Linked DNA regions of Homo sapiens: region 2 is linked to region 1. Evidence: chromatin loops called from intact Hi-C (ENCODE). Cell type or tissue: ovary. All regions are shown on one strand. Each heading gives the region's core, and the rest is flanking DNA. Links, peaks and the distances in the headings are about the cores only. Region 1 overlaps SLMAP (sarcolemma associated protein). Region 2 overlaps DENND6A (DENN domain containing 6A).

Evidence for each region. Hi-C counts contacts between places; a loop is a spot of excess contacts. Peaks named below come from ENCODE experiments on the same cell type or tissue, not always from the same donor. Only the 100,000 strongest peaks of a DNase experiment are listed, where the experiment ranks them.
Region 2: a loop joins it to region 1, with 2.4 times the contacts of the local background. A loop is called at or near these places in 34 of 110 quality-filtered maps.

Annotation. Positions count from the first base shown.
Region 1 is chr3:57,818,651-57,835,014 of GRCh38, forward strand. SLMAP (sarcolemma associated protein) reads left to right here. Exons shown (of 25, transcript NM_001377540.1): 3 at 12,733-12,880. Among named protein-coding and RNA genes, the nearest start is that of SLMAP, 71 kb to the left of the region's middle. RefSeq lists an enhancer at 13,046-13,547. In ovary, for the core only: a CTCF peak has its summit at 7,859; no DNase peak of the experiment used is centred there; H3K27ac peaks cover 2,126 bases.
Region 2 is chr3:57,639,007-57,655,370 of GRCh38, forward strand. It overlaps DENND6A (DENN domain containing 6A), which reads right to left. Exons shown (of 20, transcript NM_152678.3): 10 at 7,310-7,432; 11 at 6,655-6,750; 12 at 2,647-2,741. It also overlaps a transcript of PDE12 not described here. Among named protein-coding and RNA genes, the nearest start is that of DENND6A, 46 kb to the right of the region's middle. In ovary, for the core only: a CTCF peak has its summit at 7,880; a DNase peak (open chromatin) is centred at 7,966.

The DNA.
Region 1 (16,364 bases), core at 4,294-12,293:
TTCTCTTGTTAAAACTTCTGTATATAAGTGATGTATATAAGTGATTCTGGATATAAGTGATGTTACCTTTGATGGTAGTGAAAGAAATCAGCAATGCTTTTAAAAGAAAACTTCATACTTTCATAAGCTTTGGCTCCAAAAACTTCCTAGGGAAAAATGTCTAGGGACTTATGTTTAAGTCATAAATAGAGATAGAATTTGAATGTGATACTTTCTATTACTAAATTTCAGTTCAAAATTTTAAAAGAATTAGTGATTCTTAACTGGGAGCATTACTAATTCTGAGAAGTGCTGGATATCATGAGAGGTGTTTGAACAGCTGAATCATGTGGCAGCAGAAAAATGAGAGCCTCTGTACTAAACTCACATAAGGAGTTTATTTTCCTTCTTCCAAATAGTCATTTCCCATTTCAGACAAAATGACTGTTTCATAAATTGCATTGTTATTATTTCCATTTATTCACTTATGGTCCCCAGAAAGTTTGTTTGCTTTGTCTTTCAAAGTAGAATTATTATAATTTTTAAAGAACTTACCTGTGGATGTCTAAATTTTCAAAGCCTTGAGGAGATATATCTCTCAAAGAATTAACTATGACTAAAAACGAAGAAATATGAGTAAAGACCAAGATGTTTGAAACAAAGTTATATGCCAACTTGAATGATTGTGCCTAAAGAATGAAAAGGCCATCATAATTATTTTCATTACCTCATAAATTTAAAGCATTTTTAAAAGCTATGAATGTTCTTTTTTGGGCAGGTGTACTATTTATGTCTTTTAACATTTCCACTGAATTTGTTTGCCAAATAAATTCTTTGTGTGTGGGCAGGTTTTTCCCCCCCACAAATAAGATGCATAGTCCTATGATTTTCCAATTTTACCAATCTTTAATGGAAATTTTTTTCTTTTAGTTTCTCTCTCTCCTACCTCTTAATGACTGTATAGATCAATATCAACTATCCTTAGATGGAGCCCATTGTATGCATTATTAAACAGTTTATAAGGCTTTAAACCTAGTGACCTTGTTCTTTTTTTCCCACAAATGTGATCACGGGTACTTCCTTTTGTGGCAAACATGGCTGTTATTCTATGGGTAAGGTGTTGTTTTTGTTGTTGTTTGTTTTGAGACAGGGTCTCACTCTGTCATAAGCCTGGGGTGCAGTGGTGCCTCATAGCTCACTGCAGCCTCAAACTCCTGGGCTCAAGTGATCCTCCTGCCTCAGACTCCAAGTAGGTGGGACCACAGGCACACACCATCACACCCAGGTAGTTTTTGGATTTTTTGTAAAGACAAGGTCTCACCATGTTGCCCAGACTGGTCTTGAACTCCTGGGCTCAAGCGATCCTTCCCCTCCACCTCCCAAAGCACTGGGATTACAGGTGTGAGCCACTGTGCCTGGTCTGTGTGAGGGTTTTTAACAGAGATAAAGAGTGGTGGTGCAATTATTTTGTTGTTGTTTCAGCTGACCCCAGGATAGTTAGCATTTTGTGAGGAAAATCATGAAGTGTAGTGAGAGTATTGCATATTTAAAATATCACAATATCCCCTCGTTCTGTTCCTAATATGCTAAAATACATGACATTTGGGTAAAATATGTAATATTTAAAATATTGGTATTAATAATTTTGATATCCTTTGAGGTAATTAGAGACTTTTTGATGTCTAAAAGATTGAGTTTGAGATCACTATCTGTTCTTTAGTATCAGTTAAGTAGGAGCCTCAAAGACAAACAGCTGCTTTTTTGCTGTGATTAACACACCCCGAGAGGAAAAAATAATCAGAATTTTCTTGTCAACCCATCAGTTTTGGGGTGTGGGAAATAGATTAATCACTGCCAAATTAGAATTTGCTGTAGGCTTTCAGCCCCCGCCCCCACTACCACCCCATCTCTCAGAACTGTATCTGTAAACGCGAGGGCAAATGGTCCAAGGTTCCATACATGCAGGCTTTCTTTGCCTTGCAGGGTAATCTGGACCTCTGCCAACATTGTAGAATTGATTCTGCCCTCCTAGCGACCATCTCAGAGAGGCTGCAAAGGGCAATTCCAGGGAGATAGGTAAGCAAACCTTAGAGATACCTCCAGCGGGGGACTCAGCTCTCTCTGGTCCTGCTCCTCCTGGTCCACTTCGTCCTCCATATCCAGGTTTTCTTTCAAGCTTACCTCATCTTAGAAATTCTCATTTTAGGCAGGTCCCAGTCTCACTCCTGCCCCTACTGCCTGGTGAATATTGCCCCATTAAGGTCCAGGCCCTCCTTTATCTACAGGACTTAAGGCAAATTAAGGGGGATCTTACAAGTTTTTAGATGACCCTGACAGGTATATAGAGGCTTTCCAGAATTCAACATAGGTGTCTGAGATTCAGAAATCTAATTTACTTTGTCCTGAATTCTCAGTGAAGGATTGTCTTAATTTGAAAGCATATTTAAGAAATATGTAATAATTCTAGTTGGGTTTTATATGCTTTATACTGTTTTGATTACACTTTTAAAAATTTATCTTTACCACTTTCCCTATTTCTGTCTTTCATAATCTTATCTCAGCTCCCATGTAGAGACTTATCTCAGTTCCCATGTAGAAATACTTTTTCTTTCTCCACTTTTCCTTGTGAGCTGGCCCCAAAAGAAAGATTTATTGTACAGTGAACACATCTAGAATGTCACTAGGTGGAAAAAATCTTGGCAAATTAACATCATTTGTAAGACGTTCGGGTAATATATTGGCAAGTTTCATTCTAGTTTACATGTGAGATTTCATTTTGGTGAAAACATTTCACCACTTCTATATATTTTCCTATAGAATATGAATAAAGATTTTTATTTCTCCCTTCAGTGGCACAATTAAAAATTCCAGCCTCAGAAATGTGTGATGCTTTGTTAGCCAGGAAGCCAGAAAGGTTATATAAATAAATTAATTAATGTTGAACATGCATATAATTACTAAGTTTGTATACTCTAAGAAGCGACTAAATTGTTGGTGGCAAAAGTGAACAAATCATGGGTCTCCTTATTTCTGGTGACTCCCACTGCAGTTCATCCTACACACAGCTGCTAGATCATCAAAGCTGTTGGATTAATCTCCCTAAAACAATATTTCATCAACTCTGTCAGTAGTGCCTTCTGTCTTAAGAAATTGCAACTTCTTAGTCCAGTGCCAAAGGCCCTCTCTTTACAGCTGTATCTTGCATTTTTCCACTTGTTCCTTTGTTTGGTTTTTGTTACCCTCTGGGGGCCTTAGCTATATATAAATTTGCTGCAATACCTGTTCCTCCTCCTCCTCCTCCTCCTCCTCCTCTTTCTCCTTGCCTTTTCATTCTGATTACCACCCTCACTCATAAATGCTTCCTTAGCAACTGATTATGCCTAACTGTATTTCCCACCAGGCTCTCAGGATTTTGGTACTTAATTCATCCTGTCTTAATTTATTCTCAGTTTAGGGTTGCTCTCCATATGATTTTATGGATGTGCAGTCTCTCCAAGATAGGTGCCAAGTAGATGTTACAGACTAAGTGATTTGCCTTAATGATGGAGGTAGAGTTGAAATTGGCTCTATGTATTCTGATTGCTTCAGGAAGTCTTTATACATGAAATGGGATTTCATAAGTTTGGAGTCAAAGATCAGAGAGTGTTTAAGTAGGGAAGAAAGGCAGTGTGGAAATTTTGCAGGAATAACAGTGTTAAATCTGCAATAGCTGTGAGGTCGTGGCACTCTGCTTAATATGCCTGAGGCTCAGTTTCTTAATCTGATGCCACGGAAAAAGGTAGAGTAGGAATCTCTGAATTGATTCCTCCACCAGAAGAACTACTGAGCTCGCATGAACTGTCTGAAGCAACTATTTTGGAACTCTGGAGTCTAGTAGAACATTTGCAGCATCCAAGGGAGTACTTGATAAGGAAAGAGGCTGGTAAGTTTCAAAGAATTTCATTGTTTTGGTGTTTGGCATAGTAGCTACCATCTCCCATCCCTCAATCCTGTAGCAGCCAGGTGATGGTTGCCTGTGTTCCTGGTATGACTTGCTGGTCCCCAGGTGGGCGTTTGGGACCTTTAAAAATTGGGATTGTGTATTATGATTGCTATTTTTAATTGCTGAGGTGCCAGCTGTTTCAACCCCCACAAGCTGAAATGACTTACTTGGCATTAGCCATTTAAGATTTAAAGAGACAGCACATTCCCTCAAACTCCTTTTCTTATTGGATCCAGGCACTTAAGGAAATCTGTGTTAGGTCACTGGATGACTGCAGAGATAACAGAGACTTCAGTGACCACATATGGCAGGGAGTATAATCCTTGCAAAGAATAGGTTGGAAAATTCACTTAAACAAATGGCTGGCTGCCACCCTCATCAAGTAACAACAGCAGTCCTGGGGAGAGAAGGGAGCCTGATTTCCAGAGTTACCACATTACAGTATTCAAAATATCCAGAAAAAATTAAAAAGCATACAAGAAAGAGGAAAGTATGGCCCATTGCTGGGGGGAAAAATGGACAGAAACCATCCTTGGGGAAATGCGGACATTGGACTTATCAGACAAAAACTTTATCTTTTTTTTTCTGATTTGGGTAATTTATTTTTTTATTTTTCTTTTATTATACTTTTAAGTTTTAGGGTACATGTGCACAACGTGCAGGTTTGTTACATGTATATACATGTGCCATGTTGGTGTGCTGCACCCATTAACTCGTCATTTAACATTAGGTATATCTCCTAATGCTATCCCTCCCTCCTCCCACCACCCTACAACAGTCCCCGGTGTGTGATGTTCCCTTCCTGTGTCCATGTGTTCTCATTGTTCAATTCCCACCTATGAGTGAGAACATGTGGTGTTTGGTTTTTTGTCCTTGTGATAGTTTGCTGAGAATGATGGTTTCCAGCTTCATCCATGTCCCTACAAAGGACATGAACTCATCATTTTTTATCGCTGCATAGTATTCCATGGTGTATATGTGCCACATTTTCTTAATCCAGTCTATCATTGTTGGACATTTGGGTTGGTTCCAAGTCTTTGCTATTGTGAATAGTGCCGCAGTAAACATACGTGTGCATGTGTCTTTATAGCAGCATGATTTATAATCCTTTGGGTATATACCCAGTAATGGGATGGCTGGGTCAAGTGGTATTTCTAGTTCTAGATCCCTGAGGAATCGCCACACTGACTTCCACAATGGTTGAACTAGTTTACAGTCCCAGCAACAGTGTAAAAGTGTTCCTATTTCTCCACATCCTCTCCAGCACCTGTTGTTTCCTGACATTTTAATGATCGCCATTCTAACTGGTGTGAGATGGTATCTCATTGTGGTTTTGATTTGCATTTCTCTGATGGCCAGTGATGATGAGCATTTTTTCATGTGTCTTTTGGCTGCATTAAAAAAAACTTTATCTTAAATATACCCACAGAGGTGAAGGAAATCATGGTCAAAGAACTAAAGGAAATCAGGAAAACAATGTATCAATGGGAAACATAGTACAGAGATGAAAATTATAAAAAATATAATTCAGTAGAGAGTTCAATGGCAGATTTGAACAGGCAGAAGAAAGAATAAGTAAACTTGAAGACAAAGCAATTGCAATTACCCTGTCTGAGGAGCAGAGAGAAAAATTTGAAGAGAAATGAACATACCCTAAGGGACTTATGAGAAGACATCAAGCTTACCAACATATGCATTGTGGTAATCCTAGAAGGAGAGAGAGAAAGGGACAGAAAAAATAGTCAGAGAAATAATGGCCGAAAAGTATTTTATGGTTTTAGCTTTTATATTTAACTCTTTAATTTATTTTGAGTTCATTTTTGTGTATGGTATGAGGCAGGGGTCCAACTTTACTTTTCTGCATGTGTCTCTCCAGTTTTCCCAGCATCATTTATTGAAGAGATGATTCTTTCCTCATTGAATGGACTTTGAAAATCACTAGGCTGTAGATGTTTGGATTTATTTCTGGACTCTAGGTTCTATTCCATTGATCTTTATATCTGTCCGTATGCCGGTAACACAATGTTTTGATTACTGTACCTCTGTAGTAAGTTTTGAATTCAGGAAATATGCATCTTCCAACTTTGTTCTTCTTTCTCAGGATTATATTGCCTACTCAAGGTCCCTTGCAATTTCCATATGAATTTGAGGATGGACTTTTCCATTTCTGCAGAAAAGGTGGTCATTGGAATTTTGATAGGGATTGTGCCGGATCTGTGGATTTTTTTGGAAAATATTGATACCTTCACAGTATTAAGACTTCCAGTCCATGAACATGGGGACATCTTTATATTTATTTAGACCATCTTTAATATCTTTCAGCAATATTTTACAGTTTTTAAATGTAAAAATCTTTTACCTCCTCAGTTAAATTTATTCATAGGTATTTTATTCTTCTAGATGGAAATGGAATTGTCTTCTTAATTTCCTTTTTGAATTATTCATTGCTGGTATGTAGAAACACTGTTTTTTGTGTGTTAACCTTGTAAGCTGCAAATTTGCTGGATTTGTTTAACTCATAGTTTTCATGTGAATTCTATGGGGTTTTCTATATATAGGATCATGTCATCTGTGAATAAACATAGTTTACTTCGTCCTTTCCAATTTCAATGCCTTTTTTTTTTTTTATTCTTTCTAGACAAGAAACTTCTAGTACAGTGTTGAACAGCAGTGGTGAAAGCCGGCATCCTTGTCTTGTTCTTGATCTCAATGGGGAATGCTTTCAGTCTTTTACTATTGAGTATTATGTTAGCTGTTGGTTTTTTATAAATGCCCTTTATCATGTTGAGGAAGTTCCCTTCTAACGTTAGCTTTCTGAGTGCTTTTATTGTGAAAAGATTTTATATTTCATCAAATGCCTTTTCTGCATTGAGATGATTGTGTGTTTTCTTTTTTTTTTTTTTTTCATTTTCTACAAATGTGGGGCATTTAAACATTTTTATATTATAAAATACCTTTTTAAAGTTGAACCACCTAGGGTAAATCCCACTTAACAAAGCAATGCCAGCCACTTTTACAGCTTGGATGAGTTCTGAGTTAGGCAAAACAAAGATGAAAGCCTTGCACCAGTTCTTCCTATAGCCCCAGACAGGTGAAAATTAGACAAAATAATTTGTGATTAAGGTCTGCTCTGCTCCCTCTGGAACTAGGTACCAGGGTGTCCCACGCTGGGAATGCAGGCTGATGTCTCCAAGACTTATTTTGTGCTGGAGAGGGGGATGGGACTAGGGTAAGTAATGCCACAAAGCTTTCCTATATTTTAATTGCCTTTTTCTTGATTCAGCGTTTACTTGGGTGCTGTAAACCTTTGACTGTTTTCGAGACTTTTAACAAAGTTGGTTCTGATAGTTTCTGCTTGTTTTTCAGTGTTTCTATGGGGAGCTTGGAGCTGCCTACTCTGGCATTTTGCTGATGTCACTTTCTTCATTCTTTATGGTTTTAAAAAATTTTACCCTTTTTAAAACCTTTTATTTACTCTAAGGCATTATTTGTTATATTTAATCACTCTTGTGAGCCTTCTAATTTGTATTCATTTCTAAAATGAATTTTTCCTTTTACTTCTATTCTTTTGAGTTATTTCACCTTTTCTTGAGTTGTATAATTGTGATTTATTTTGCTCTTTCATGTCTTGAATTATTTTTCTAATGTCTTTTAGCTTGTTTTGAAATAGAAGTTTACAGTTTTGATCTCTTCCCAAGGTCTGTTTTTCATTATCTGTAAAGATACTATTCTGCTCCTTATTCTCTTTTTTCTTAAAATAACTGTATGGATGTGACCTTGATACATTTCTGTTGCTAATTTTTATATGAAATTGGTTTTCCTGAACTTTAAAAAGGGGTCATGGTTCAGGATAACTTTTCTAATTCACAGAGCTCCCTCTTCTGTTGTTTTTGTAAAATGTTTAAAAATATGGTGGCTTCCTTTCCCCTTCTCAACTTTTATCTGAACCTTTTCTTTCCTTGTCTCTATTGTCCCTGTTCTGCTTAATTTTGGTTCCACTCCCAGCAGTTTTCCCTCAGTTTGGAGCCCATTCCTGGAAGGTAGCTTTGGTTGGTAGGTTGGTTTTAAGAATTTATATGGCTCAGACTGTTCCAGCCTTTTTAGGAACTTACCCTGCACTCACTTGTTATTGGATTGAGCCACACCATTCCCATTTCCAGCTTTTCTTCAGTTGGCCTCCATACTGTCCAGTGAACACCTAATAGCTATTTTGGTGTTGTCCTCAAGTCCCCCAAATGCCCCCTTTGTTTCCTTACGTATCCTTCTGCACAGATGCTGATTCCATGCAGGTCTTGTGGCTTTTGGTGGTCTTCCCCACTCTTATTTTGGGGTTTGTGTGGGTACTGTGTCACCTACTTTTGTTACAAATGTTTCCCATGGGATTTTGGTTTTGCTATCTTAGTCACTCTGATTTTAGGTGGTGATTCAAGGAGATTAAAAATTTTTGTTGCAGTATCTGCTATCTACCTCGAATCTATTCTGCATTCATATCTTAAGAACTCCCCTATATGGACTTAGAGTTTGTGGCCCCTGGCCTGTGGTGTGTCTACTATATTTGTGCTTTGTTCTGAAGCTTTACTTCAAATGTTATTCATCTGTTGGTGTTTGGATATTGCAAAACCTATCAATGTAGAAAGAGTTAAAAAGAATCAGTGTATCATTATAATGGAAATGAAAATATTTACAGATTGTAGCAAAGTTGAAAGTGATGCAAAATGTATGTATTTATGGAATGAATTCATCTATAGCAGGAACTTTCTGAAGGTCAAAGAGCAAATTGTGCAACCTGTGAAGTGCTGTTCCTGTGTCATTGAAGTTAATCAGCAAGAGACAAGGAAAAGTGACTGATGAGACAGGGGTAAACCTTTCAATTCAAGGATCACCATCAATGCCTGATTGTTGGGAACTTAAAGTTTATTCAGGGAAAGCAAGGAGTTGATCAAAGAATTAAAACCTTAAAACAATGAAAGTGCTGCTGTTGAACTTTCACCTTAAGCCACACAGGGTTTTTAAATTCAGAGCTCCTTACTCACCTGCTCAACATCAAAGTGAATGTCTGGTGGCTAATGCAAATACTACAGCTGCTAGGACATTCCTTAGGCTACTGGGAAAGAAAGATAGTTAAGACTTCAACAGATTCTTTATTTCTTTTTTAATGTGGTCAAAACTCCTTTTAAGAGGAGGGAATAAAAGCCTGATAGAAGAAGGTTATCAGCATAGAGGAGAAGGATATTTCTGGTTTGAATTTGACAAAGGATCAAGTAATATATCTACTTGCTGGAAATGTACCCAGGGACTATAAGCATACTCCCTTTCTAGGCCCTTGCAAACAGTTTAACATTTATTTATTTATGAGACAGAGTCTCACTCTATTGCCCAGGCTGAAGTGTGCAGTGGCACGATCTTAGCTCACAGCAACCTCTGCCCCCCAGATTCAAGCAATTCTCCTGTCTCAGCCCCTCACTGCCGCCGAGTAGCTGGGATAACAGGCGTGCACCACCATGCCCAGCTAATTTTTTGTGTTTTTAGTAGAGATGGGGTTTCACCATGTTGGCCAGGGTGGTCTCAAACTCCTGACCTCAGGTGATCCACCCGCTTTGGCCTCCCAGAGTGCTGGGATTACAAACGTAGGCCATCATGCCCAGCCTAGTTTAACATTTTTATACCTTAGAAACCTAACCTGATAGTAAACAGAATAACTTCTATACATAATGTAGACTGATTAATGGTAAATTGTTTTACAGGAGGTACAGAATCTTTTTTTTAATATGTCAATCTTTCAAAACAGCCAAGGGCAAAAGGTTAAATTATATAAATGAAAATATTTCTGTAGAGAACTAAACTAATGTGCTGTAGCTGTATACAAGTACAGAGGGTTAGGGGGATGAATAGAAGTTAGTGTAACTGAAAAGGATGCAGAAGGAAAAGAGTGGGAGTGATTGAGTTGTGAGGGAACCAGGACCAGATCCTGTAGGGCTACAATGGTAAGGACTTCGGATTTTATTCTAAGGTGTTTGAAAGCCATTAGCAGGTTGAAAGCAGAAGAAGAACGAGCAACTAATATAAATTATATGTTCAAGCTAAACGGAGGCCAAAGGTACCATGGTATGCTTTGGACGGTAATATAGACATGTCAGAATGAAAAGAACCTGGGTTGATATTGATGTAAGAAAAAAAATTTTTTTTGAGACAGGAGTTCATGCTGTTGCTCAGGCTGGAGTATAGTGGCATGATTATGGCTCACTGCAGCCGCAACCTCCCAGGGCTCAAGCCATCCTCCCAGCTCAACCTCCCGAGTAGTTGGGACTACAGGCCTGCACCACCATGCCCAGCTGATTTTTTGTATTTTTTTGTAGGGATGGGGTCTCACTTTGTTGCCCAGGCTGGTCTTGAACTCCTGGGCTCAAGTGATTCTCCCACCTTGGCCTCCCGAAGTGCTGAGATTACAGACATGAGCCACTGTGTCTGGGCCCTGATGTAAAACCTTTTAAATTTGAAAATATGTTGTGGTTTTAGAGTTATATAGAAGCTACAAACATGAGGTGTTGATATACATACATATATATGTTGTATATATATGTACATATATTTCTTTTTGTTTTTCAACAGTGTTGTTAAACAGTAATAAACCTTTTTTCATGTATTCTTTATTTTTATTCTGTTCCATTTTATGTTTTTTTAAAAAATGCTAGTTGCAACTCACTAAATTGGCTTAGTAACCCACTAATGTATCAGAACTTGAAGTTTGAAAACCACTGTAAATATCATATAATCCCCTTATTTAACTTGCCCAGGCACATATTACTAAAAATAACCTGACCAGAATCCAGACATTACCACATTTCCCAAGAATATATTTATTAAAAAAAAAACTCTCTTATACAATGTAACATTAAGTTCCAGTGTAGAAAAAATTTTGAGGGTAAATATTCCTACTTGAAAGTATTGTCTGTCCTTATCTCCCTGGGTGAAATGTTAAGTCCTGTAAGTTTCAAATGTATTTAAAATATCAACACAATTTTCTAATTAATCGTCTGTAATTAGATATACAAACTGCTAATCAAAGTAACAGTTGGTCTATTTTGAATTATAAACAGAGAATAAGTCATTTATAGACAGCCTAGTGGCCTTTATATTGTCAGCTACCAATTAATGAAATGAAATGTAATTTGAACATTTTCTGCAGATTGCTTCTTAGTCTTTAGTTGTATTTAATTTTGGAAGAGAGCTGTGGGAGGGGTGAAGGATAAATGAAACATAAAGTCTGTGTCCCCTGTGAAGTAATGAGGAAAAATGGCCCTTTTAATTTTCTTATTTGAACTCTTGCTTCTGTGTTCCCCAGTTCTGTGACTTTTGAAAGATACTTAATATACCTGCATCTCACTTTTTTCCTTTATAAATGAAAGTAGTAATATCTTTTTTTGTTTGTTTGTTTGTTTTTGAGATGGAGTCTCGCTCTGTTGTCCAGGCTGGAGTGCAGGGGCACGATCTTGGCTCACTGCAACCTCTGCCTCCCGGGTTCAGGTGATTCTCCTGCCTCAGCCTCCCAAGTAGCTGGGATTACAGGCACGTGCCACCACACCACCATACACCACCATGTTGGCGAGGCTGGTCTCGAACCTCTGACCTCAAGTGATCTGCCCGCCTCAGCCTCCCAAAGTTCTGGGATTACAGGCGTGAGCCACCACACCTGGCCTAAAATAGTAATATCTTTATCATAGCTTTAATGTTAAATGAGGGCCTGATGGCAAAAGTATATTTTGATATATAGTGTATTAGGTGTCTTTTTACCTTTCTTCCTTAGGAAGAAATTCAGCGAAAATGTGTTACTAAAATAAGTAGGGCTGAAGAGTGTAGAAAAATCGAAAAAGAAAGGTACGTCTTTTTTTACTGGTGGTTCTCTTCCTAGTAAGTCTATTGTGTGTGATCCCAGTTGTGCTGAAATTTTTAAGGATTTGTAAGTGATAAATAGGTAGGCTTCTTGTGCCTCCTGCTATCCTTTCTGTTTTTAAAGAGGGAGGGTTACCCAAGTGATGAGAAGCAAATTTGGACAACCATCACCACTAATTTTAGAATATTTTCATCATCTCAAAAAGAAACCTTGTACCCATCCCATTCCTACCTGCCACTTCAGCCTTTTGTAAGCACTCATGTACTTTTTGTCTGTATAGCTTTGCCTATTCTGGATGTTTCATATAAAATGAATCATTATAATACATCAGTCTTTTGTGACTGACTTCTTTTACTTCACATAATGTTTTAAACGTTCATTCATGTTATAGCATGTTATCAATACTTCACCCCTTTATTGCCAAATAATATTCAGTTATATGAATGTCTACCACATTTGTTTATTCATTTATCAGTTGATGGATAGTTGGATTATTTTCCCTTTTTGGCTATTATGAATAATGCCAACATTTGTGTAGAAGTTTTTATGAGAACATGTTTTTAGTTCTCTTGGATGTATACCTAGGAGTGGAATTGCTGAGTTGTATACTAACTTTATGTTTAACATTTTGAGGACCTGACAAACTCTTTTTCCAAAGAGGTTGTACCGTTTTATGTAGCTGAATTTTAAATCACCTAGTTTTCAGATTCTAATTTCATATATATTAAAGGAGAACCTTAGCTGAAATGAGTGGTTTGAATTAATAGGGGAAAAATTCACTTGCAATAGTTGGCAAAGCTGGAAGCATTTTTTTAAAAAGTACATTTGGAATTATTACTATTAATATTTGGCCCTTTTTTGTTTTTGTTTTTTTTTGCAGTTTTATCTTCAAGACACTAAAAGTAGTAATGGTACTTTTATAAATAGCCAGAGATTGAGTCGAGGCTCTGAAGAAAGTCCACCATGTGAAATTCTTTCCGGTGACATTATCCAGTTTGGAGTAGACGTGACAGAGAATACACGGAAAGGTACGGGTATGGATCACTTTTTTTATTACTTGTCTTTTAAAGGTTATTTAATTTTTTATTATCTTACTTGACATTATGAAACATTACATGCTTGTGAAAGCGATTTAAATACAGCATTATATACAGTGAAAAGTTAAAAGTCTCATACTTTCCGTATTGCTCTTCTAAAATTTTAAATTCTGAAGTGTTATTTAGTAGTTTATATTCTTCATCACAGTCAGGGACCAGTCAGCTGCAATGACAGCATACCCCACCAAGACAAGCTTAAATCACAGGATATTTATTATTGATGATGAGACTTAATGAGAGATCTGGAGGCAGATAGGTTCATTTGTTCAGTTGACTCAATGAGATCATCAGGGATCCAGGGTCTTACTGTCTTCCTGTTCTACTGTCTTAAACATTTTAGTTTCTCATGCTTTTGGTTGTTGCTTCATGGTCATAAGATGATGGCTGCAAGCCCCAGGCATCATTTTCCTCACACCAGTATCCTAGGCAAAAAGGATGAGGCGGGGATAAAATGCCTTCTTGTGTGGCTCTCTTCTTATGTTGAAAGAACAATCTTTTGCAGAATCCTCCCAGCAGATTTCTCCTTAGGTCTCACTGGCCACATGGGTAGATCGCATACATAGTTACCTGCAGCTACAAAGAAGTCTGGTGAAGTTACTTAATCTCGTGAAAGGGAGCAAGAAGATCTATGATTGACATAGATCAGTTTTGATTTATTCCTTCAGGTTGTGTGTACATTGTTACCCCAAACAAAATTAGAGCTCTCTTAGCAAGAAAGAAGATGGAAAGGTAGTAGAGGTAGGCAGCTAATAGTAGCTATCACAAGTATAAAATAAAATTTAATGTCTCACAATTTTTGAAAGTTCTTTAGCTAAATAAATGTAGATTGATCTTTGTTTTTACAATTCAGAAGCTTCCTGCCTCTACCTAGTTCACGGTCTTCTTTATGACCATGAAATTATATAGCTAAATCATAAAACTAAATGGATAAAAACCATAAGTGTTTAGTTCCACTTCATTAGTTTAATATGGATAGTGCAACCATTTGGCAAGTTTCTCCTTTCATTTGTCTGAACATACTCTGATCTGGTGATACTGGTCAGAATTTTGCATAGTAGAGATGGTGATGGTGGTGATGATGATAATGCTGATGATGCTGGTGTGTGTGTGTTCATATGCATATTTATGCATATACTTTCACTGGTATTGCAACAGCAGTATTATTTTTAATGGGTTTTTTTGGCCTCCTCAGAAAGTTAGGTTTTGATATTTGAATTTGGGCAGGGCCAACATCTTAGGAATTTCCATTTACAATTGTAAACCAAAAAAGAAAGGTTTGTATTTTGGTAAAGAATATTGACACTTCTTACTAAGAGAATTCAACTTATATATGACCATACTGGGAACAGCTGCATTAGACACTCCTATATCTGCTGTTGCCATATCACACCTACAAGTCATTCAGCAAACAGTAAACCGAGCTCATTAAATGGAACCCCAACTGTGAGTAACCCATAGAGAAAAAGAGAATTTGATTACATTGTCTTTCTCTCCAAGGAATGTCTGTCTTCTTGGCTTGCATTTCCTAAAGGGAATTATTAGGTGTTGATTGACAAAAAGGATGAGGTAATGAAATACATTTAGAGAATACTTAGGTAAGATAAGCAGGACTTCTTGGAGCTTTTAATATGCTAACATATATGCAGATTTCCAAGGAGGTGGCCATTATAGAATGCAACTCTTTCCAAACTCCTTTCCACTGTTTTTTCCCATCTATCTGTGAGGGTCTATCTGTGAGGGATACTCTTTAGAAAATGCTATAGAAAGCTAAGAAGATGACCCTGAGATTCAAGGTTCCTCTTAGTATAATCTTATTTTAGTAACATTAGTTTTTTTTTTTTGAGACGGAGTCTCACTCTGTTGCCAGGCTGGAGTGCAGTGGCACCATCTCCAGTCACTGCAACCTGTCTCCCGGGCTCAAGTGATTCTCCTGCCTCAGCCTCTCGAGTAGCTGGGACTACAGGTGCATGCCACCATGCCCAGCTAATTTTTGTATTTCTAGTAGAGACGGGGTTTCACCATGTTGGCCAGGATGGTCTCGTTCTCTTGACCTCGTGATCTGCCCATCTCAGCCTCCCAAAGTGCTGGGATTACAGGCTAAGCCATCACGCCTGGCCAGTAACATTAGATTTTTACAGTCTTCTGTGAAATTTGATTTATCTTTTATGCTAACTTTAAGGAGATTAGATTTAAAAAAAAAAAAACTTGCAACATTTAAAATGTTGTTTCTTTTGGTACTTACTGGCTTCAAAAAGTTGACTTATGTTAAGCACGGGCTCTTGGGATACAGCTGTGTCACCAGTTGAGTACTACCTGTTTAAGGACATACCAGAAAAAAAGTATTGATTTTTATCCTATGCTAAACAGTGCTGTGATAACTTTTGTATCACTTGGAGAATGCTCCTGAAATTATGCAACACTACTAGATAACCCCTGGATCAAAGAGGAAATCAAAAGGGAAATTTCACACTGTATTGTAAAGAGAGGAGACTTTTATGCCAAAATACAGTAAGTCTTTTAGTCAGATAAAATTAATAATCTTAAATTCCATTCATGTTAAAGAAGAAAGACAATTAAGAAATCTGACACTAATCAGAAGAAATTAGAAAACGAATAAGTAAAAGAATCTGAAAAGGAGAAATAAAAGCAGAAATTAATGAAACAAAAAATTCTACAAGGGATAAACAAACCCAGATGCTGGTTCTTTTATTAATAAAAAGAAAACAAACAGTGAACAAGGTAATTAATAAACCGTAATGCATTAAGTTAAAAATACTAGCGAAAATATACAAGATGAGAAATGAGAAAGGAGAAATAAAACACAAATACAGGATATACTACAAGAATAATAAGAGAATCTTATATGGCTATCTATGGCAAAGAGAAAAGAAAAAATTAGAGTAAATTGATGTTTTCCTAGCAAAATTATCTCAAGAAGTGGAAAAATTTGATTAATTGATTGTTTTTGAAAGAGACTAAAAAGTTATTAAAGATTCACCATTGAAAAGACACCAGAAACAGAGGGATTTACAGCTGATCCCTCTGTTTTTAAAAAACAGATAAACCCTGTGTTATTTAAGTAATTCCAAACATAAAGATGGAAAGCTTTCAGAATCCTTTAAAGAACCTAGCATATCATTAATGTGAAAATCTGATAAAGATATAGATACAAAAAAGAAAACTATAATTAATTTTATTTATAACAATAGATGAAAAATTTCAATTAAGATACTAGGCCAGGGTTTGGCATAGTGGCTCATGCCTGTAATCCTAGCACTTTGGGAGTCTGAGGCAGGTGGATTGCTTGAGCCAAGTAGGTTGATACCAGCCTGGGCAACATGGTGAAACCCCATCTCTACCAAAAATGCAAGAATCAGCTGGGCGTGGTGGCGCACGCCTGTAGTCCCAGCTACTT
Region 2 (16,364 bases), core at 3,807-11,806, 180 kb before region 1:
AGGATCACTTGGGCCCAGGAGTTCAAGGTTACAGTGAGCTATGATTGTGCCAATGCACTCCAGCCTGAGCAACAGCACAAGACCCTATCACACACACACACAAAAAGACAAAATATTTAAATAGACATTTCACCAAAGATATATGAATGAAAGGAAGTAGATGAAAAAGTGCTCACCATCATTAGTCATTAGAGAAAAGCAAATTAACATCACCATTTCAAACATTCTAGAATGGCCATAATGAAAATGACAACATCAAATGTTGGCAGAGATGTTAAGAAATAGGAACCCTCATACATTGCTGGTAAGAATGTAAACTGATGGGCCACTTTGGCAAACAGTTTGGTGATTTCTTAAACAGATTTATCAATTCATGCTGCTCTACCAATGATTTTGTGCAAAAGTTATCTACCTACATCTAGCAGAGAGACTTCTTCCACTGGAAAGAGAAAACAATCAGTAGTCTACTACATTATAATTAATAGTCTAAATTAGTAGGCCCAAACCATGAAAATGTCAAGATTAAATTAAGATTTAAAAAAATTTATCATATCATCTCATATCCAAGACTCTAGCAACTGTTGTTCTCTGTATTATCATTAATACTCAGACAGAACAGTAACAGAATGGCAGGGGACCATGCCATTTACAGAGTACCATGCATCAGGCACTGTGTTTAATCCTCCTAGCAGACAAAAAATTTGAGGCTTAAAGATGCTATTCAGCCTATTAGCACACAGTTCTGATTGCCAAGATGAAGCCCTTTGCTTTTTCCTCTATTTCATAAGGCTTCTAAAAATTTCAGTAAGACCGAGTCCAGAATTTGTAAACAGTACTATTTAAAATGTTATCCTTGATTCTAATACTTCCATTTAGATATATGTATATACCAGAAGGAATATCTTGTAAAATCAGATGATTAAGTCATGTTTTAAATATATCTATGTATAACAAAAGGAACAAGTTTTAAAAGTAGTGGTTGCTGGCCAGGCGCAGTGGCTCAGCCTGTAATCCCAGCACTTTGGGAAGCCGAGGTGGGCGGTCTGGAGGTCTGGAGTTTGAGACCAAACTGGCCAACATGGTGAAACCCCGTCTCTACTAAAAATACAAAAATTAGCCAGGCGTGGTGGTGGGCGCCTGTAATCCCAGCTCCTTGGGAGGCTGAGGCAGGAGAATCTCCTGAACCCGTGAAGCAGAGATTGCAGTGAGCCGAGATCATGCCACTGCACTCCAGCCTGGGTGACAGAGTGAGACTCTGTCTCAAAAAAAAAAAACAAAAAAAAACAAAAAACAAAAAAGGTAGTGGCAGGGAGTGGTGGCTCACACCTGTAATCCCAGCACTTTGGGAGGCCAAGGTGGGCAGATCACCTGAGCTCAGGAGTTTGAGACCAGCCTTGCCAACATGGCAAAACCCCGTCTCTATTAAAAATACAAAAATTAGCCGGGCAAGGAGGTGGGTGCCTGTAATCCCAGCTACTTGGGAGGCTGAGGCAGGAGAAACACTTGAACCTGGGAGAGCCGAGATAGTGCCACTGTACTCCAGCCTGGGCAACAGAGTGAGACTCTGTCACATAAATAGATAAATGTAGTACATTATAAAGTTATTAGAAAATAACTTTATAATCCCAACTATTTCAGTGGAAAATTCATGAATGTCCATTGTCATGTCGGAGAGATGTCTTCCATTGGAAGGAGAAAATAGTCAGTAGTCCGCTACATTACAATTAATAAAACAGTCTAAATTACTACGCCCAAACCATGAAATAAATGTCAAGATTAAATTAAGATTTAAAAAATTTTCTCATATCTTCTCATACGCAAGACTCATGTCCTTAATTAATGTACCATTTAGTTGTCATCTAGGTTAACAAAACTTCCAACCTCAGAATTCATATACTTAAACATCTGTTAAACTCCTACCATGAACAAGGTACTGTATGTCTTTTCCATATGAAAAGACACTTTGAACCGCTCCCTAAATCAATAACCTGTGCTACAGGGACATATACTTGTTTTGAGACCTAGCTGTGTATTTTGTGATAAGTTGGGAATAATTCTAGTTTTCTATAAGGTTTTACTCAAGCAGTATTGGAAAGTTCTGTTTTATTGGGCTTCTATATATATAGAAAGTTCTGTTTTATTGGGCTTTTAAATATATATATAGTATATTTAAATATATATTTATATATATTTAAATATTTAAGTAATAAAAATATATATTTAAATATTTAAATATATATTATATATTTATATTCAATGTTATATTAAAATATATATTTAAATATTATATATTTAAATATATATTTATATTCAATATATTATATTAAAATATATATTTAAGTATATATTTAATATATATAAAGCTAACATTTTTAAGACTTCATTTTACTATAATTCTATAAGTGTTATATTATTATTCTATAATAATATAACACTATAAGTATATTTTTTGGTAGGAGGACATGACAGATTATACATATTATAAGAGCCTGCATATTTTAGTGGGAAATTAGCAGGAAATTATACCCTTCTCCAAAGGCCTTGAAGAAAGCTGCCATCAACATAAAAAATAATCAAGGATGAAAAGAAAGAAACCTGTTCAGCAACACTGCACACTAGAAACAGAACACCAAGTTTATACTTTACCTGTAGGTTTAAGGTCTCCTATTCGAATAATGTGTGGCCAGTGCTGGAGTGTCTTAGCAAAAAAAGGGTTGGTTACTCCTAATATAACTGAGGGCCTATAAAAAACAAAACAAAACAAAATAAAAAAGGTGAGAAAAAGATGAATGCTAAATCAGTGAAGAATAGTTTACTTTTTTTTTCAATGAACAATACACAGATTGATTTTTCCTTTATTCAACACATTACATATCAACTACATGCCAGGCAACACGTTTTACACTAGACATAAAAAGACGAAAGGACACGGTCCTTCCAGCAGCACACAGGAAGAAAGATATACACACCCAGTTATGATGCCAAAATTAGAAGACAGTGAAGGTGGTTTAAAATGCACAACAATTAGCCGAGCGCGGTGATTCACGCCTGTAATCCCAGCACTTTCGGAGGCTGAGGCGGGCAGATCACGAGGTTAGGAGTTCGAGGCCAACCTGGCCAACATGGTGAAACCCCATCTCTACTAAAATTACAAAAAATTAGCTGGGCGTACTGGTGGGCACCTGTAATCCCAGCTACTCAGGAGGCTGAGGCAGGAGAATTGCTTGAAACCAGGAGGCGGAGGTTGCAGTGAGCTGAGATTGCATCACTGCACTCCAGCCTGGGCAGCAGAGTGAGACTCTGTCTCAAAAAAAAAAAAAAAAAAAAAGCATAATAATCACAAAGGAGAACCTATGTCTACCAGGGGATTAAAGGACAGCCTCACCAAGGAGGTAATATTTACAGGAAGACGTGAAAGATGAGTGGGCGTTTTTTGCCAAGTGGATGAGAGAGGGAAGAGTGATGCAGAACAAACTATGTGCAAAGCAATGAAGTGACATTATGGCCTGTCTGTAGAACTACACAGAGTTTAGCATTCCTGGAGCAAAAGCAGAAAGGATGAATAGTCAGAAATGAGAATATTGTTGCCCGATCATTAGAGCCATGTTAGTATGCTAAGAAGTTTAGATGTTATCTTACAGGCAAAGGGAAACTACCAGATAACCAAGTGGAGGAATGCCGCATGAAAGAAAAAGCACTTATTAGAAAGATCAATCGGCCAGGCGCGGTGGCTCACGCCTGTAATCCCAGCCCTTTGGGAAGGCCGAGGTGGGCAGATCACCTGAGGTCAGGAGTTCGAGACCAACCTGGCCAACACGGTGAAACCCCATCTCTACTAAAAATACAAAAATTAGCCAGGTGTGGTGGCAGGCGCCTGTAATCCCAGCTACTGGGGAGGCTGAGGCAGGAGAATCACTTGAACCCAGGAGGTGGAGGTTGCAGTGAGCCAAGATCGCGCCATCACACTCCAACTTGGGGGACAAGAGCGAGACTTCATCTCAAAAAAAAAAAAAAAAGAAAGATCACTCTGGAAGAAATTTGGAAGTTATCTTATGAGGAGAGAAGGGGTTGAGGGAAAAGCAAATTTGGATATGCAAAACATGAGAGGCAGTAAGACTGGAAAGGGAGCAATAGAAAGAAGATAAGAAATGTAATCAGAGATATTTTAGGATATCAAACTGACAGAATTTGGTAAAATTTAATGTGGGGCATGTTACAAAGGAGAAATTTATGACAAGGTTTTGAGAACTAAGTGAAAACTAATGCCATCCATGAAAAGAAAGAAGAGGTATGAGATTAGGGGAGAAAAGAGGGAGACAAAAATAATTCAGTTTGCACATGTTTAGTTTCAGATGCCATTAAGACTTCTATCTTCTATGGGGCAATGTGCTTAAAACATCCCCCTCCCCCCACAACACACACACACGCCTGGTTATATAGGTCTGGACCTCACAGAGATATTGGCTAGAAAGATATATTTCAGTCATTAACATGGGGTATTAACAGAAGCCATGGGTACAGATAAGACTGTACAGAAAGGGCCAGGCACGGTGGCTCACGTCTGTAATCCCAGCACTTTGGGAGGCTGAGGCGGGTGGATCACTTGAGGTCAGGAGTTCGAGCCAGTCTGGCCAACATGATGAAACCCCATCTCCACTAAAAATACAAAAATTAGCTGGGTGTGGTGGTGCATGCCTGTAATCCCAGCTACTTGGGAGGCTGAGGTAGGAGAATCACTTGAACCCAGGAGGTGAAGTTTGCAGTGAGCTGAGGTCATGCCACTGCACTCCAGCCCAGGCAACAGAGCGAGACTCTGTCTCAAAAAAAAAAAAAAAACTGTACAGAAATAATTATCAGTCTGGGCCAGGCGTGGTGGCTCATGCCTGTAATCCCAACACTTTTGGGAAGCCAAGGTGGGCAGATCACGAGGTCAGGAGTTCAAGACCAGTCTGGCCAATATAGTGAAACCCTGTCTCTACTAAAAATACAAAAAATTAGCTGGGTGTGATAGTGTGCACCTGTAATCCCAGCTACTTGGGAGGCTAAAGCAGGAGAATCTCGTGAACCCGGGAGGCGGAGGTTGCAGTAAACCAAGATGGCGCCATTGCACTCCCTCCTGGATGACAGTGCCAGACTCCATCTCAAAAAAAAAAAAAAAAAACTATCAGTCTGAAATCAGAACTCAGAACACAATACCTAGCGAACACCAACATTTAAGGGATTCGTAGAGAAAAGAAGTCTGCAAAGAAGATTGGGATGCACCACAAGACAGCCCAGGAGAGAACAGTATTAGAGATTTACAAAAAAATTTTTTTTGAGACAGGGTCTCACTCTGTTCCCCAGGGCTGGAGTCCAGTGGCACGATCTGAGTTCACTGCAACCTCTGCCTCCTAGGCTCAAGCCATCCTCCCACCTCAGCCTCATGAGTAGCTGGGACTACAGATGCATGCCACCACATCCAGCTAATTTTTGTATTTTTTTTGTGGAGACAGGGTTTTGCCATGTTGCCCAGGCTGGTCTCTAACTCCTGGACTTAAGTGATCTGCCCGCCTCAGCCTACCAAAGTGCTGGGATTACAGGCATGGGCCATCACGACTGGCTGGTGATTAAAATATTTTTAAGGTTAAAAGTGTAAATGTTACAAGAAAGAAGAGGTGGCAGACCAGCCTGGGCAACAGGGAAGGGAGGGGAGGGGAGGGGAGGGGAGAGGAGGGGAGAGGAGGGGAAGGGAGGGGAGGGGTGGGGAGGGGAGGGGAGGGGTGAGGAGGGGAGGGGAGGGGTGGGGAGGGGAGGGGTGGGGAGGGGAGGGGAGGGGGAAAGACAGAAAGAAAAGGAAAAACAGGGCAATGATATGCCCACTGGGTGAAACAGTGAGAAGGGTATTGATGATCTGGCAAGAACAAATTCAGTGAATATGAAGAAGTCAATCCGCAGTTGACTAGAAGCAACCAGAAAATCAGGAAGTGGAGATCGTACATGCAGATTTTTGTTGTTGCTTTAGAAATCTAGCTGTAAAAAGAAGGTGAGCGATAGAGCAAGAGCTAAAAGGGAAAGGGTAAGATTATTTTTTCTTTTTACAGATTGAAAAGATTTTTCATAAAGAAGTACAACTGAAAGTACAACCCAGTCGCTATTAATGACAATATAGCTTCCATTAATAAATAAAATCACGTGGGCCGGGTGTGGTGGCTCACACCTGTAATCCCAGCACTTTGTGAGGCTGAGGCAGGCAGATCACAAAGTCAGGAATTCGAGATCAGCCTGATCAACATGGTGAAACCCTGTCTCTACTAAAAATACAAAAATTAGCCGGGCGTGGTGGCGCATGCCTGTAATCCCAGCTACTCAGGAGGCTGAGGCAGGAGACTCTCTTGAACCCAGGAGGCAGAGGTTGCAGTGAGCCGAGATCATGCCACTGCACTCCAGCCTGGGCGACAGAGCAAACCTCTGTCTCAAAAATAAATAAATAAAAATAAATACATAAAATCGCTCAAATAAGGTACTAACTCTTAAAATCTAAAATTATTTCCAGCAGCTCCTCAAACTTTCCTTTTATAAGATCATTCTGCCTATAAGCTTTTATTACCAAAAATAATTCTACACAATTTTGGTTATAAAGGTAATACCTGGTCAATAGAAGTTATTTTTACTTACGGAGCTTGGGTACGGGTAGTATATTCTTTGAATTCACTATCATGAATAGTGAAATAAGGTCGGAAATCACTGAAGTACTTTAATGGAGAAATACAGCTGTGGAGCAGGAAGAACATGTAAAATAAAGGACACAGAAATTAAAGGTCCTAATCTATAACTAGAAAACATCTATACAAACGGTATACACACAAAGGGATACTTTGTTTATTTTAATAAATGGTAAACTCATTTCACAGAATTAGAAAGACAGATATATGTAATGTGAAATGGCATACTGAAAGAACACACTGGGTTTGGGGCAGAAGATGCGGTGAAATTCTGGCTCTACTGTTCACTAGCTATGTGCCTTTGACTCTACACTGATCATTCACACAAGTAATATTTATCAAGGAACAACTTCATGTAATGAATCAATGTGCCTGCCACTCAGAACAACAAAGGCATGGTTCCAGCCCTCAGGGAGCCTGAATCAATTTTCTCATCCATAAAATGGTGCTATAATAAGCATTACCTTCTGATAGGGTTTTTGCATGGATCAATGCAATAATGGGTGGGGAAAAATACGACAGGTGGGAAGTGCTGCAAATATCACCAACAGGTTAAGTACTGCAGCATCCAAAAAAAAAACCCAGAAATAGTAACCAAATAGACTCACTTAACAAGTGCCAATACAGTCTCTGATGATTCCGATGGTGATGGCGCCATAACCACAAGGGGCTCCCCCAACAGCACCAGCTCCCAGAGCATCTGACTATGAAGGAAAACTGGGCAGAAACACCTGAAAGGTGATGCACAGTAGAAATACTTTTTAATGTAGCCAATCCTGTTTTTAAAATTCCTACATAATCTTTCTAAAAACTCCACATTGATATAAATTCTTCCTGCTATTTGTATCCTGATCTGATACACAAATTCATTTAGAATATGGTGATGTATAGAGACATAAGTCCCTTTTATCCACATAAAAATATCTATCAATTTGACTCATCCTAATTTTTACAAAATTAAATGTAATATATTGACACACAGAATAACTGACAATAAAAGCATATAATTCTCAAATTGTTGTACCATATGATCGATCTATTTTATCAATATTGCTTTGATACTTTGAATTTCAATCCTAAATATTTTTAAGGAAATAAGAAAAATTAATTTTCCAAGGGCACTTATTGGATATACTTAACTTAAAACCCAATACTTCTGACATTAAAGAATGATGACAAATCACAAGGGGGAGTGCTAATGCTGAACAAGAGCGAAACTCCTGGGCAGATACTCCCTCTACAGAAGTGCTGAGTATTTTTACAGCAGCCCTGGAATTGGGTGGAGGCCTGTTGGGACACAACTCTGCTAGTATGTTACCAGGCCTAAGACACTTGGTAACTTTCACTTATTTAGGAATTTCCTCCTGGCTTGGTAAAAAATTTTCCTAGTAGATTAGGGGGGAAAATCTTATCTATTTATGAAAATCACAACCAATCCACTCAGTTGAAAAGACACACATGCAAATAAAAAAGAAAAGAAAAATCAAACAACAATTAAGTGCAAAAATATGCAACAAATTATGAGATGGAAATTAGGGGAGTTAATTTTAACTATTCAAAAACAAGATAAGTGCCACAAAAGAAACAAACAACAACAAAAAAACAGCTCATGGGTAAGGCAAAGGAGCTCTTCCTCTTCCCTTCCTAAACAACTCAGTCCTAAAGCAGAACATGGTAGGTATCTCTGCCATGAGGGAAAGAGAGCCGTATTGACCAGGGAGGCGTGTCAGAGCTTATGTAAGGTAAGGTGGACATCTACATGCAGATAGTGGCCTACTGTGGAACTGCTGGAGCCCAAATGTGGTGAGCAATGTATACATGTGTGGGGATTATTTGGTTTCAGTTCACAGAGCCCAGGAAGCACAGACAGGTAGCCTGATGAGTAGCATCAAAGACAGAATGAGTTGAGGAGGTTGTCACAATGTGGGACCACCTGGCATAAGGTGTCAGAGCAGAGAAATGAGGGTATCTCCATGGAGAAGTACCCTGGAGTAGGGTAAGCACACAAGCAGGGTAAGGAGAGCACTCATGTGAGGCTTGACCTGGTGTTGAGAGTCAGAGCCCAAAAAGGGGAAGATGGCACCCACCTGGAGATGTGGTCTAGTGGGACAGAGTAACCTGAATGAGACAGGAGGGTATCCATGGGGGTGGGGGTGGGGGGTCAATCCAACAAGAAGAATCAGAGAGTGAGCAGGGTAAGGAGGGTATCCATGCAGAAGGGAAGCCAGGTGTAGAATGTCAGGGCCCAGTGGGGATGAGAAAACTATTAGCTTGGGGGACAAAGTTGCAGCAGAGTCCTAGCCAGAGCAATCAGAGAAGAGAAAGAAATAAAGAGCATGCAAATTGGTAATGAGGAATTTAAACTGTCACTGTTTGCTGATGACATCATATACCTAGAAAACCTTAAAAACTCATCCAAAAACCTCCTAGAACTGGTAAATGAATTCAGCAAAGTTTCCGAATACAAAATTAATGTACACAAATCAGTAGCTCTCCTATACACCAACAGCAACCAAGCTGAGAATCAAATCAACCCCTTTTACAATAGCTGCAATACATAAAATACTAAGGAATATACTTACTCAAGGAGGTGAAAGACCTCTACAGGGAAAATGACAAAACACTGCTGAAAAAAATCACAGACGACACAAACAAATGGAAACACATCCTATGCTCATGGATGGGTAGAGTCAATATTGTAAAAATGACCATACTGCCAAAAGCAATCTACAAATTCAACGCAATTCCCATCAATGCCCTCCTTACACTGCTTGTTCCCATCATTCGTCACAGAACTAGAAAAAACAATCCTAAAATTCATATGGAACCAAAAAAGAGCCTGCATAGCTAAAGTAAGACTAAGCAAAAAGAACAAATCTGGAAGCAATACATTATCTGCCTTCAAACTACACTGTAAAGCCATAGTCATCAAAACAGCATGGTACTGGTATAAAAATAGGCATATAGACCAATGGAACAGAACAGAGAACCCAGAGATAAAGCCAAATGCTTACAGTCAACTGATCTTCAACAAAGCAAACAAAAACATAAAGTGGGGAAAAGACACCCTATTTAACAAATGGTGCTGAGATAATTGGCAAGCCACATGTAGAAGAATGAAACTGGATCCTCATCTCTCATCCTTTACAAAAACAAACTCAAGATTAATCAAAAACTTAAATCTAAGACCTGAAATCATAAAATTTCTAGAAGATAACATTGGAAAAAACCCATCCAGGCATAAACCTAGGCAAAGACTTCATGACCAAGAACCCAAAAGCAAATGCAACAAAACAAAGATAAATAGATGGGACTTATTTTGCTTCTGTACAGCAAAAGAAATAATCAGCAGAGTAAACAGACAACTCACAGAATAGGAGAAAATCTTCACAATCTATACATCCAAACAAAGGACAAATATCCAGAATCTATAAGGAACTTAAATCAGCAAGAACAAAATAAACAATCCCATCAAAAAGTGGGCTAAGGACATGAATAGACAATTCTCAAAAGAAGATATACAAATTGCCAACAAACATTAAAAAATGCTTAACATCACTAATTATCAGGGAAATGCAAATCAAACCCACAATGCACTAGTACCTCACTCCTGCAAGAATAGCCATAATCAAAAAATCAAAAAATAATAAATGTTGGTGTGGATGTGGTGAAAAGGGAATACTTTTACACTGTTGGTAGAAATGTAAACTAGTACAACCACTATGGAAAACCGTACAGAGATTCCTTAAAGAACTAAAAGTAGATCTACCATTTGATCCAGCAATCCCACTACTGGGTATCTACCCAGAGGAAAGGAAGTCATAAAAAAAAAAAAAAGATTCTTGCACATGCATGTTTATAGCAGCACAATGCACAATTGCAAAAATATGGAACAAGCCCAAATGCCCATCAATCAATGAGTGAAAAAAAAAAAATATATATATATATAGTTGTATGTGTGTATATATATATTTGTCCCCCATGCTAATACTTTTCTCATCTCCCCTGGGCCCTGACATTCTACACCTGGCTTCCCTTCTGCATGGATACCCTCCTTACCCTGCTCACTCTCTGATTCTCCTTGTTGGATTGACCCCCCACCCCCACCCCCATGGATACCCTCCTGTCTCATTCAGGTTACTCTATCCCACTAGACCACGTCTCCAAGTGGGTGCCATCTTCCCCTTTTTGGGCTCTGACTCTCTGTATATATATACACACACACACACACACACCGTGGAATACTACTCAGCCATAAAAAGGAATGAAATAAAGGCATTCAGAGCGCCCTAGATGGAATTGGAGACCATTATTCTAAAGTAACTTAGGAATGGAAAACCAAACATCATATGTTCTCACTCATAAGTGGGAGCTAAGCTATGAGGATGCAAAGACATAAGAATGATACTATGAACTTTGGGAACTCAGTGGGGAAAGGGAGGGAGGGGGTGAGGGATAAAAAGACTACATATTGGGTACAGTGTACATTCCTCGTGTGATGGGTATATCAAAATCTCAGAAATCATCACTAAAGAACTTATTCATGCAACCAAACACCACCTATTCCCCAAAAACCTTTTGAAATAAACAAAAAACCTAAAAAAAAAAAAGTTGCAGCAGAGATGCAGCATTGATTACTAACAGAGGTATTGATTAAATCAGTTAATAAAAAATAATTTAATATATGAGTGTGTATATATACATGCATTTACATACACACACACACACACACACACACATACATACACACACACACATCCTAGCTTTGTCCACTTGAGAGGGTCTAAAAGCAATGATATCTCAATATCAATAAGCACACCAAGTGCCCAGATCTTGTCTTCTAAATCTTATTCTCTGCTAAAAAGAACAAAGGCTTTTTAGAGAAATGGCTGGTTCTAGGGCTTGGGAAGAGAAAATACAAGATGATCTGGAACCCAAGAGAATGGAAAACATGTCCACACAAAGACGTATACACAAATGTGGACAGTAGCATTATTCATAATAACCAAAAGTGTAAACCATCCAAACCTGCATCAAAAGGTGAATGGATAGACAAAATGTAGTATATCCACATGGAATTTTTTTTTTTTTTTTGAGATGGAGTTTTGCTCTTGTTGCCCAGACTGGAGTGCAATGGCGCGATCTTGGCTCACCACAACCTCCGCCTCCCAGATTCAAGAGATTCTCCTGCCTCAGCATCCAGAGTAGCTGGGATTACAGGCATGTGCCACCACACCCGGCTAGTTTTGTATTTTTAGTAGAGATGGGGTTTCTCCATGCCAGTCAGACTGGTCTCGAACTCCCGATCTCAGATGATCTGACCACCTTGGCCTCCCAAAGTGCTTGGATTACAGGCGTGAGCCACTGCACCTGGCCCATCCACATGGAATATTATTCAACCATTAAAAAAATGAAGTACAGACAGTCCCCATGTTACAATGGGTCGACTTACAATTTTTAACTTTATGATGTTGCAAAAGCAGTACGCATTCAGTATGCTCCTCAACATATGACAGACTTACCTCCAGATAAGCCCATTGTAAACTGAAAATATCAAAAACGCACTTTCAACTTACAATTTGCAAACTTACAATGGGTTTAACAGGACATAACCCCCTTATAAGTCTAGGAGCATCTGTACTGATTCATGATACTGCACAGATGAACCTTATAAACATTATTCTGGGTGAAGGAAGACAGACACAAAAGGTCACATTTTGTATGATTCTAGTTAAATGTAATGTCCAAAACAGGCAAGTCCATAGAGACAGAAAGTAAATTAGTAATGGCAAGGGGCTGGGAAGAAGAGGGAATGGGAACTGCTAATAGGTACAGGGTTATGTTTTGAGGTGATGAAAATGTTCTGGAATTAGCAGTGATGGTTGCACAACTTTGTGAATATATTAAAAAACTAGTGAATTGTACTTTAAAAGGTTGAATATTGTATGATATGATAATTACAAACCAGTTTATTTAATTACCAAAAAAAAAAAAGATAAACCCGGAATATCTCACACCAGAAAGCAAGACAGTGTTCAAAGAATGACAGAGATATGGCAAAAGAACATAGAAGCCACCCTGTACTAAGTTCTCACTGGCTAAACTGGGACAATTTGAATATCAAAATAGGTAATAATGGATTAGAATCTATTGAATAAAACAAGAAATCAGAGTCCAAACAGATATATAAAAATAGTGTGGTGATTTAAAATATGTCCAGGCTGTGCATGGTGGCTCACTCCTGTAACCCCAACACCTAGGTGGGAGGATCACTTGAGGCAAGAGTTTAAGACTGGCCTGGGTAACATAGCAAGACACCCTCTCTACAAAAATAATAAAATAAAAATAAAAATAAATAAATAAATAACATCTGTCCACAAATTCTTTGACAGTCCTTTCAAAACATGGAGCCTAATTCTCCCGTTCTTGAGCGCGGACTGGATTACTGGTTTGATTGTAATTAACAGAATACGGTAGAAATGACAATGTACAACTTTGAAGGCTGAGTCATACGGGACACTGTGGCTTCAGCCTTCTCTCAGTGCTTGCTCTGGGAAAAGTTAGCTGCCATGTTGTGAGAACATTAGGCAGCCCTATGGAGAAGTCCATAAGGCTAGGGCTGAGACCTCCTAACAACAGCCACAGAGAACTGCGATCTCCAGCCAAGCTGTGCGAGTAAGCCTTGTAGGGAAGCAGACTCTCCAGACTCCTATGTCCAACTGACTGAAACCACAGATAACAACTTGACTGCAACCACATAAAAAACTCTGAGCCAGAACTACCCACCTAAGCAGCTCCCAGATTTCCAGCCCTCAGAAACTGTGTGAAATAATGTTTGTTCTTTTAAGCCTAAGTATTGGGATAATTTGTTACACATCAATAAATAACATATATAGTTTCAAATATCTCCCCCAAAAATACCTAATTACAAAAGAAAAAACAATTAACTTATCAGTGGAGAAGCTTGGAGGATACCACATTAATCAAGTTATCAAACTGAACATCATCAATAACAAGTCAAGCTCAACTTATATGCCACCTCCTGACAGATGCAGAGCCTCAATCTAATCAGGAGTAAATACCAGACAATCCTAAACTGAGGAGTTTCTGCAAAATAACTGTCCTGTAATCTGCAAAATATCAGGATCATGAAAGTCAGAGACTAAAGAACTATTCTAGACTGAAGATGACTAATGAGATGTGACAGCTACATGCAACAGATGATTCTCAACTAGACATTATTGTAACAACTGGTAACATTTGAACTGGTCTTAGTATTAGATGATATTAACTTATCAATGTTGATTTTACCAATTTTGATGGTTGCGTTGTATACTTGTTTGTAGGAAATAGACTCTAAAGTATTAAGAGATGACAGGGCACCAAGTCGCCAGCTTACTACCAAATGGTTTGGGAAAAAAGTCTTCTGTATTGTACTTACTACTTTTCTGTTGGTTTGTAAAAATAAGCAAAGGAAAAATGAAAAAGGCCTACATGAAAACATCTCACCAACTGACTTTAATAGTGGGATTCCTTTAAGGCACCAAGTTGCAAATTATTGTCTTTCAAGTATATTAATATATTATTAGCAAAGGGCACACATAGAAGATAGGAAGTATAGTTACAAGATAAATCATTCTTTGAAAGCTTTGTATTATACTGATAATATGTTATCAAAGTTGTTTTTTTGGGTGGGAGGTAAGTTTTTAATATTCAGGAAAGGAAACTTCTCTCGAACTAAAAAATATTAGTAGTAGGCCGGGCGCGGTGGCTCACGCCTGTAATCCCAGCACTTTGGGAGGCTGAGGCGGGCAGATCGTGAGGTCAGGAGATCGAGACCATCCTGGCTAACAACGGTGAAACCCCGTCTCTACTAAAAATAAAAAAAATTAGCCGGATGTAGTGGCACAAGCCTGTAGTCCCAGCTACTCGGGAGGCTGAGGCAGGAGAATTGCTTGAACCCAGGAGGCGGAGGTTGCAGTGAGCCGAGATCGCACCACTGCACTCCGGCCTGGGCGACAGAGCGAGACTCCATCTAAAAAAAAAAAAAAAAAAAGGTAGCGTGCTCCAAATTAACTGCAGTATAGGATTACTGAAATGAAGGTCTGTAAGGAAATCACTGGGTTTTTTTTTTTTAGTACCACATTTATATTCCCATTCTGGCGTATCATGCCTTTATGCTAAGCTCCCACCACCAAAACAGCCATGCCTTGGGAAAATAATTAGAAATTCACTTTTTTTTTTTTTTTTTTTTTTTTGAGATGGAGTCTCACTCTGTCACCCAGGCTGGAGTGCAGTGGCACGATCTCAGCTCACTGCAAGCTCCACCTCCCGGGTTCACACCATTCTCTTGCCTCAGCCTCCCAAGTAGCTGGGACCACAGGTGCCCGCCACCACGCCCGGCTAATTTTTTTTTTTTTTGTATTTTTAGTAGAGACGGGGTTTCACCGTGTTAGCCAGGATGGTCTCGATCTCCTGACCTCGTGATCCACCTGCCTTGGCCTCCCAAAGTGCCGGGATTACAGGTGTGAGCCACCGTGCCCAGCCAGAAATTCACTTCTAAGAATTAAACAGTGGTTTCAACCTTTTGAGAAAGATATAGTATGTTATTATAATCTGAAACCTAAACCCAAAGGAAATCAACATGTGTCAGATAGCATCAGATACATTTTATGTGGTGACAGGCTTTCTCAATCTCTGAAACATAGAAACAGCTATAACTGTTGTCTACTCAGCCAATGCGGTAGAAAGCCAAAATAACTTGTTTCTCAAGTCACAATAGGGAACAGGGGAGAGAAGCAGGTGGCAGGAGGTGATAACTGATGTGTCTCTCATTGTACTAGGAACAAATAGCAAATATCATCAAGTAAAATGTCCCTGACTCTAAGGCAAGAAAATGTCTATTTCTTTCAACAGAAAACTGCCCTTCAATTCTAATCTCACCTCAAAAACAGAATGAGGAAACTATTTCTGTGATCAAGAAAGCTGAAACCAAAGGCGTGGTCCATGGAATAGACCTTGACCTAGTGAAAGGAGCGCCTACACTCAACTGTATCTCTGCTACTCAAATTCAAATGCCTTTCTAGGTCTCTTTACTTTGCTTTCAAGCTCAGTCTTGGTGTAAATCTATCACCTTCAATATAACTGGATAAATATGTAAACTTTCATTCACACTAATAAACGTGAAATGTAAGCTCTACAGAAACAAAAAGCACAGTCACAAATAAAGCATTAATCTAATCATTAGATATTAAATGCTTGATATAATACTATCACTGTGTGAGATTATTTTTCAAAATTTGGTTTTCTCATCTCTTGGAAAACAAGAATTTTTTTTTTTTTTTGAGATGGAGTCTCATTCTGTTGCCCAGGCTGGAGTGCAGTGGCACGATCTCAGCTCACTGCAACCTCCGTCTCCTGGGTTCAAGCAATTCTCCTGCCTCAGCCTCCTGAGTAGCTGAGATTACAGGCGGCCCGCCACCATGCCCAGCTAGTTTTTGTATTTTTAGTAGAGACGGGGTTTCACCATGTTGGTCAGGCTGGTCTCAAAATCCTGACCTCATGATCCGCCCGCCTCGGCCTCCCAAAGTGCTGGGATTACAGGCGTGAGCCACTGCATCTGGCGGGAAACAAGAATTTAAAAACAACAAACTTACTTGCCCC